Linked DNA regions of Homo sapiens: region 2 is linked to region 1. A link is an interaction called in ENCODE POLR2A ChIA-PET data of the cell type or tissue named here. Cell type or tissue: PC-3. All regions are shown on one strand. Links, peaks and the distances in the headings refer to the core of each region. The heading gives the core; the rest is flanking DNA.

Region 1 (4,388 bases), core at 225-4,224:
TAACAGAGCTAGACTCCATCAAAAAAAAAGAAAAAAAAGTGTGGAGATAGTCCTTTGTAGTCTTTGAAAGCCTCCTTCCTTATGGTGATATACTATCATTTGATAAAATGTGTCCCGAATTAAAACAAATCTCCTTGGGAAAATCTTCACCCATGTCCACTTGCCTAATCATCTTTTTAAGAGTGACAATGCTATCATCCTATTACCAAATTCCAGAACCTTGGTGTGACCTTTCACACCAACCATTCTCATTATACTTATCACCCTTCTGACTCAGTATGGCCATGGGAATTACTTCTTTAAATCTATCTCTCTTTTTTTTTTTTTTGAGACGCAGTCTCGCTCTGTCGCCCAGGCTGGAGTGCAGTGGCGGGATCTCGGCTCACTGCAAGCTCCGCCTCCCGGGTTCACGCCATTCTCCTGCCTCAGCCTCCCAAGTAGCTGGGACTACAGGCGCCCGCCACTACGCCCGGCTAATTTTTTGTATTTTTAGTAGAGACGGGGTTTCACCGTTTTAGCCGGGATGGTCTCGATCTCCTGACCTCGTGATCCGCCCGCCTCGGCCTCCCAAAGTGCTGGGATTACAGGCGTGAGCCACCGCGCCCGGCCTAAATCTATCTCTTAATCAACCACTAAGATTATTTTACATATACACCATAATGGCCCAGTCACTCAATCTCCCAAATTCTTCATTGGCTTTTGTTAACCGCACACATCAAATACAAACATTTCCCACCTGCTACATGGACCTCTAACTGAATAAATCCCAAGCAGTCACTCCTAAATTTACCATTTACCTCAGCACACAGCTTCAGTTTCACCTAATCAGAAATTAGTTACTCTCTGTGACATACCTATCCTCCTTCTCAAAGCTCTACTCAGTCCTTGGAGACAGAAGTATTTGCCTTGGAAGAGGGGAGACCACTGAGAACTCCCTGTGCTCTCTTTGATTCTCTCATAGCCTCCCTCTTCGTATCTCTCACTTCAAAAGAAGCTGAAAATGTTTCTACTTCTAACATGAAACAATCTATGTACTATCATCTTAGATGTGTAAAGAACATGTTTTTAACATGCCATTGCTCAACTCTTTAAAAAGTCATACTATTATTAAGACCATGTAACAACATGGAAAAGTGTCCATGGTTATGTTCATTGAAAAAGAACACTGAAGGTTATTATACATATTGAGTGTTAGGCTTATGGGGTGATGTCCCTTCAAATTTGTGTTCATATGTTTATATATTAGGAGTGATGGATATGTTTGCTATCTTGATTGTACACCTTAAATATGTGACATTTATTGTATGTCCTCAATAAAGGTGTTGGCCAGGCACTGTGACTCAAGCTTATAATCCAGCACTTTGGGAGGCTGAGGCAGGAGGATCCTTTGAGCGCAGGAGTTAGAGACCAGACTGGGCAATATGGCAAGACCCCATCTCTATTTTTTTAAAGCTGTTAAAATGTTATATATTGTATTAAATATTTGATAAGCTATGTGTCTTAGTTGTTCCTGCTGCTACAACAAAATACCTTAGACTGAGTAATTTATAAACATGAGTGTACTGCTCACAGCTCTGGAGGCTGGGGAAGTCCAAGATCAAATTGCCAACAGATATGGTGTTTGGTGAGGGCATGCTGTTCATGGATGGCACCTTCTATTTGTCCTCATATGGCAGAAGGGCAAAAGGAGCAAGCTCCCCTGACCTAACCACCTCTCAAAGCCCCTACCCTCTTAATACCATCACCTTGGGGGTAGGTTTCAACCTAAGAATCTTGGGAGCATACACATATTCAGACCATAGCACTATGGCAGAATGACATAACCACAAGCCTTAAGCATGTAAGGGCAGCTTATAAGAGCTAGGGGATAGGGGATCACAGAGAGTAATTTGCACCAGGAAGTAACTCGAAGGATGGATTTCAAAAGGAAAAAACTAGAAGCAGTGAGGGGCACAGGGATAAGACATAAAGAGAAATCCTCCACTCCAGCACCCCCACCATGGCCCAGTTTACAGAACCTTCTCAACTTGAAACAGAAAAACTTGCAAGTTAAGGCTTTAAAAGTAGGGGAACTTTTTATTACAGAAAAGGTTCTGGATTATGCTAAAATGCAAAAGAAAGGCAGATAGAATTTTTCAAGACACTAGAGTTCTTACTACGGATTTAAGAGATCTCTGAAAAAACAGGCTTAGAGAAAAATAAAACAAAGGTGGTTTTAATTTTGTCTATAATTAGCAAAGTAAATTCATTCCCTTGTTTTTCTAAATTATATTTCCCAATTTTTCTGTTTGGCTTAATATTGGTAAAAATGCTTCCTCTAAGGCTGTTAGATTACAGGCTATCTCATTTATGTTGTTGAGCTCACCAGTACTAACCTGGTGACTGAGAAAAGAAAAAAAGAAATTAAGTCTTTATCAGCAAAGACTCATAATTTCACTTGTATATTCAAAAATATGATAATACTTCCATTAACAAATTTTTCTTTTTTTTAGATTCAGGGGTATGCAGGTTTGTTACACAGGTACACTGCATGATGCTGAGGTTTGGGCTTCCTGCCCCCCAAGTTGTGAACATAGTACCCGACAAGTAGTGTTTTTTTGTTGGGTTTTTTTTTTTTTTTTGAGACGGAGTCTTGCTCTGTCGCCCAGGCTGGAGTGCAGTGGTGCAATCTCGGCTCACTGCAAGCTCCGCCTCCTGGGTTCACACCATTCTCCTGCCTCAGCCTCCTGAGTAGCTGGGATTACAGGCGCCTGCCACCACGCCCGGCTAATTTTTTTCTTGTATTTTTAGTAGAGATGTGGTTTCACTGTGTTAGCCAGGATGGTCTCGCTCTCCTGACCTTGTGATCCACCTACATCGGCCTCCCAAAGTGCTGGGATTACAGGCGTAAGCCACCGGGCCCAGTCAGTACCCGATAAGTAGTTTTTCACTCTTGACTTCCTCCCCTGCTTTTGGAATCCCCAGTGTTTATTGTTCCCATCTTTGTGTCTGTGTGTAACCAATGTTTAGCTCCTACTTATAAGTGAGAACATGCGGTTATTTGGTTTTTTGTTTCTATATTAATTTGCTTAGGCTAACGGCCTCCAGCTGCAAAGAACATGATTTTGTTCTTTTTTATGGCTGCAACAAATCTCTTGAAAAACATAAAAACTTTAAATACTAAAAGCTTCATAGGTTGGGTACAGTGGCTGATGTCTATAATTCCAGCACTTTGGGAGGCCAAGGCAGGAGAATTGCTTAAGGCCAGGAGTTCAAGACCAGCCTGGGCAACACAGCAAGACCCTGTCTTTAGAAAAAAAAAATTTAAGATTAGCTGGTAGAGGAAGAAAAGGACAAAGAAATATTTTAAAAATAAATATGGCCAGGCATGGTGCCTCACACCTGTAATCCCAGCATTTTGGGAGGCTGAGGCAGACAGATCACTTGAGGTCAGAAGTTTGAGACCAGCCTGGCCAACATGGTGAAACCGCGTCTATACTAAAACTATAAGAATTAGCTGGGTGGGGTGGTAGGCGCCTGTAATACCAGCTACTTGGGAGGCTGAGGAAGGAGAATCGCTTGAACCTGGGAGGCAGAAGTTGCAGTGAGCTGAGATTGCACCACTGCATTCCAACCTGGGCGACAGAGTAAGACCCTGCCACTAAATCAATCAACAAATAAATAAATAAATAAATAAATATTTTAAAAATAAATAAAAATTCCCCAGGTGTGGTGGTGCAGGTCTGTAATCTTAGCTACAACCTGTCCTAGACAATGAAAGGATGCTGTGATCTCAACACTGGACTCTATCCACCGGGGATGAAGAAGCCCAGATTAAGGTCCCCTAAAAGGAAAATGCCCCAGGATTCTGCTTTTGTTATCTGTCACAGGGTTGATTCTTCCCAGGTCACAATCTTACATGGTTTCTACATCACTGCATCACCAAATAAGTGGGAAAGCTAAGGACTATGTGCTCACCTAACCTGGTGGGATGTGAAACAGCTGACCCCTTAATGTGACAGATAGAGCTCATGGTGGAGAACTGTGGTCAACAATGGGGATGTCAGATGTTCGGAATTCCAGTGTCCCTATTCTCACACATAACCTGTTCCTGAAAAGCATGTGAAAGCAGAAGAGCTGAGCGATAGACTTAATTTCAAAATGGGTTTTCATTCCAAGAGTCAAAAGATATGAAAAATCCTTAGGCTATGAATGTTTAGTTTTAAAAGCTAGGGTATAAGCAATCATTTAAAACAAGATAAAGTAAATATGAAATGCAGATAAAGTTAATTTTCTTAAATTCTTAGCTCAAATTCTAGTCTTCTTGGCACACCTAAAGCAATATTTAGCAGACAAAAATAATTTTTAAAAAACTGCTCAGAGACTTTGCAAGAAATGAGATGTTGTCT
Region 2 (4,388 bases), core at 78-4,077, 190 kb after region 1:
GGTCCTCGGGCTGCCCTACAGGAAGCACCCCTAGTCCTCTTGCTGCTCTGCTAGATGAGACGGCAGGCTCAGGTTCCTCCATGAGGCCCGGCTTTCAGTGCTCTCCTGTTACACACTGCAAGGAAGCTTCCAGATCGTGGAGCACATTGTTGAGGAAAAGACACCTTGGGGAGAAGGGGGAGGTGCAGAGTGTGGTTAATGGTGGGAAGGAACTCCGGTAAGTGTGTTATATGATCTGCTCCTATTATCCCCTGGAATAGGAGCCTCTCTCCACTCAAGTAGAGAATGCCAAGGACTGGCCCGGCATGGTGGCTCATGCCTGTAATCCCGGCACTTTGGGAGGCCAAAGCAGGCGGATCGCTTAACAGGAGTTTGAGACCAGCCTGGCCAACATGGCGAAACCCCTTTCCTACTAAAAATACAAAAATCAGCCGGGCATGGTGGTGGCAGGTGCCTGTAATCCCAGCTACTCAGGAGGCTGAGGCATGAGAATTGCTTGAATCTGGGAGGTCGAGGCTGCAGTGAGCTGAGATTGCACCATTGCACTCCAGCCTGGGCAATAAAGCAAGGCTCTGTCTTTAAAATTAAAAGAAAAAACAAGTTATTCTAACTTTTTTTAATTTTAAAAGATTAAAAAAAGAGAATGTCAAGGACTGAAATTGCATAGAGGGCAATGCTTTTTCTTTATAGGTGGTGAACTGGGTTCTGCTTGAGTTTTTTCTCTGGTAATTTAGAACCAATGGAAGCAACTCAACAGCTCTAATTTTAATTGGCAGAATGTGAGATGGAATGGGACCTCAAATGAAACTCCAGGCCAAGAGCTCATGAGCCCTGCAGCATGTGGGGCATCTCTCGGTCTTCTTGAGTTCTGTAACTTAAAGTTTGTGTGGCCTTTAAAGAGTGTGGAAGTAGCCGTCCCCTCTCCGAAGGTGCACAGGATTTGGCCAGCCCACCCGCGTGGCCTTCCCCTTCCCCTCTCCAGACCCTCCACAGCAGATGGGGCCACGGAGGCCTGGAGAAGTGGAGTCACTGACCTGAGGCTACATGGCTGGCAGGCAGCAGGGCCAGGCAGCAAAGCAGGCAGTGAGGGCCTAACTGCCCGCGGGCTGGCTCGGGGCTCCCTCAACCACATTGGCATCCCAGTGCCAATCCCAAATTGTTTTCTTTCTATCTCTCCAGACATGTAGATAGCATGGAGGTGGAGGGAATTCCCTCCCACACAGAGGGCGATATGCCCCAGAACAGCACTCCTGCCCCCAAGAAGGCTGTCTCCTGACACTTTTTACTGCTCTTTTACTCTCCCCCAGCTTTTTTTTTCCTGCTTGTAAACTGCATTTTTCCTTTCCCTTGGTTTCTGGCTCTAAGCTGTTTTCCCAGGGCTTGGCTCCGGCGCTTGCACAGAGATAAACACGGCCATTGGCCTGGTGCACAATCCCAGCTTGCCTGCATCCGGCCTCTTCCATCCTGAGTCTCCAGGGGTCCCTGGGGTTCAGGGACAATGGCTGAGGGAGAAGCTGGGAGTTCCCCCCAGGGTTTGCCTCCGTCACTCTTGGGCCAGCCAAGGGAGTGGGGCTGGGAGCTTCAGGATGGCTTTTGGGAAGCCCCTGGGAGCCCCAAGGCTTGGGTAGCTGCTGACAGGGAGTTCACAGCAGGAACGCTCCCAGGCTCCCATCCTGCGTCCGCTTGGCAGGCAGGCCAGGAATGGGAGGGAAGCCATCCGTTTTTCCCTTTCCACTGGATGTTCCCTTCGCCTTCCCCAGGGAGGAGTGATGAGGCTGGGGTGCTGGGGAGGGCAGTATGGGGGCAGGCTTGGGACCAGGCCTGCAGAAGCAGCAGACCCTCCAAGCCCACCTACCTCTCTGGCCTGGCATCTGAGGGGCAGGTCATGCCATAGTTTTTCCCTTACCCTCTCTGCCCCCACACTTTCCTCCCCAAAGTGGCAGACTTCCCCCAGGAGAAGCACTGGCTTTTCACGCTGCTGTGAGTCTCAGTCACTATTAGAGAAACACAGTCAGAGCCAGGCCTGCCCAACTGTCGCAGGGCTGGGTCCACCTCATGGCCTTTGTTCTGGAAAAATACTTGGGCATTCTGCCCTGCAATGCACTTAGCCAAGGCCGGGCACATGGCAAGTGCTGAGTCATGGCCGGCTAGCACTTTACTGCGATTTTAGGAGCACTTTCTTGTGGTGAGGTTCTGACTGCTTGCTTGGGTTGGGGGAGGGGAGTCTTTGGGCAGGCGGTAGACCTGCCCTTTACTTTGTGTGGCCGGATCTGAGTCTGACCCCATCTTTTTAGACCCAAAACCCTGATATTTGTAGTGCGCCTAGGATACTGGTTCTCCAGTCTTCTTTGGGGTCAGGGGGCGTTATAGTGCCTCATGCCACCTACTCAGCCCTCTTCCTGCATCTTATGGTCTGTCTCTACCAACTAGGCTAAGTAGGTTATATTTATTATTCCTCAAGGGGAATTCAGCTCTTCTTGTTCAAAAGTTCTGATTAATTTTCTATGCTCTCATTCAAAGAATTTTTAAATTCATTCATTCATTCAACAAATAATTAAGCTTCTACTAGAATGCCAGGCACTGAGAGTCCAGATGGGAGCCAAAGCAGACATGGTCAGTGGCCTACAGGAGCTTCCGTCCAGCTGTCAGTCACATAATCACCCTGACAAATGTGAGCTCGACGAAGGCTAGGACTGAGAGATCTGCCTTGCTGGGATAGGTCAGGAGAGGCTACCCAGAGGAGGGACAGTCAGTCTGAAATCTGAAAGGTGGATAGAAGTTAGGGAGGTGGGAAGGGGAGGGAATAGCTTTTCGACAGAGGGATTCGCCTTCATAAAGCCCCACAGTAAGACAGCATGGTGAGCACAAAACTGAAAGATCGGGGGGCAGCGTGAGATCCCAGCCCTAAAACTCTCACTTAGCTTTCAAGTAAACTGTTTCTCCATAATATTGATACCAGTAGCACTCTGAGGGGCTAGGGGAGTGGTGAGATCACACAGGCCTTGAAGGCCACACTAACCCAAGGACAATGGGAAGCTCTTTAAGGGTTTCGCAGGGGATGGGATATACATGATCAGATTTGCATTTCCAAAAGATCACTCTGGCCTGGCTCATGCCTGTAATCCAGCTATTTGGGAGGCTAAAGCAGGAGGATCACTTGAGCCCAGGAGTTTGAGACCAGCCTGGGCAATATAGTGAGAACCTGTCTCCATTAAAAAAAAAAAAAAAAAAAAGGTTTGTATGGTGGCTCACGCCTGTAATCCCAGCACTTTGGGAGGCGGAGGCGGGCGGATCACGAGGTCAGGAGATTGAGACCATCCTGGCCAATATGGTGAAACCCCATCTCTGCTAAAAATACAAAAAATTAGCCGGGCGTAGTGGCGGGCGCCTGTAGTCCCAGCTACTTGGGAGGCTGAGGCAGGAGAATGGCGTGAACCCGGGAGGCGGAGCTTGCAGTGAGCCGAGATTGCGCCACTGCACTCCAGCCTGGGCGACAGAGCGAGACTCCGTCTCAAAAAAAAAAAAAAAAAAAAATACAAAAATTATCTGGGCATGGTGGCATGCGCCTGTAGTCCCCGCTACTCAGGAGACTGAGGCAGGAGACTTGCTTGAACCAGGGCGGAGGTTGCAGTGAGCCGAGATCGTGCCACTGCACTCCAGCCTGGGGACAGAGAGAGACTCCATCTAAAAAAAAAAAAAATGTTTTAAAAAGATTGCTGTGGCTTCAGAGTGGCCATTGTGTTGGAAGGGGTAGAGCAGATGTGAGTGGACCGGGCAGGGTAGTAGTCCAGGGGAGAGCCACAGGAACCTGGGCTGGGTTGGAGATGGATTTGAGATGTACTTTGGAAGTTCAGCTGCCAGAACTTACTGATATCTGTGGCGGAGTGAAGGAGAGGGGTTTCAAGGACGTTGCCTGGGTTTTTGGCTTGGCAGTAGCAGGGCGGGTAATGTCAGTTACTGAGGGAGGGAACACCAAGAGAAGACAAAGTTTAGGGGGACAGGATCACAGTGCGATTTCAGATGCACTGGAGAAAATTTTGACACAAGGTACTGTCTGGGCCCCAGGTGGCTCTGCTCTAATACATTTATAACTCTTTGTCCGCACTTAATCACTCTGTCATACTTAGCTGCCAGGGGGCCAAGAAATGTCAAGTGTTTGGCTGGTCTTCTCCAACTAAAATTAAAAATCCTTTGCTAAGGAAGAAGGAGAGAACATTGCTAGCAGTCTGCCTCAACATCCCAATCTGATGGCGTATTTGCCGCAGCCACCAGCTCATCAAGGACAGCTGCGGTGAACCTTTGAGTTCTGAGTAATCTCCTGTCTGGGCCACCTTTCTTCACTCAACCACAAAATCCTCACATTCCCAAGTATATTTTCTTTCTTTCTT

Evidence for each region. Peaks named below come from ENCODE experiments on the same cell type or tissue, not always from the same donor. Only the 100,000 strongest peaks of a DNase experiment are listed, where the experiment ranks them.
Region 2: POLR2A ChIA-PET joins it to region 1 with 6 read pairs; 2 of 35 experiments call an interaction of 5 or more read pairs at or near these places.

What each region holds. Positions count from the first base shown.
Region 1 is chr1:225,620,983-225,625,370 of GRCh38, forward strand. All of the region lies in intron 1 of ENAH (ENAH actin regulator), which reads right to left. Among named protein-coding and RNA genes, the nearest start is that of ENAH, 30 kb to the right of the region's middle. In PC-3, for the core only: no CTCF peak of the experiment used is centred there; no DNase peak of the experiment used is centred there.
Region 2 is chr1:225,815,714-225,820,101 of GRCh38, forward strand. All of the region lies in intron 1 of EPHX1 (epoxide hydrolase 1), which reads left to right. Among named protein-coding and RNA genes, the nearest start is that of EPHX1, 7.8 kb to the left of the region's middle. RefSeq lists enhancers at 1,264-2,091, 2,092-2,918. In PC-3, for the core only: no CTCF peak of the experiment used is centred there; a DNase peak (open chromatin) is centred at 2,098; H3K27ac peaks cover 1,563 bases.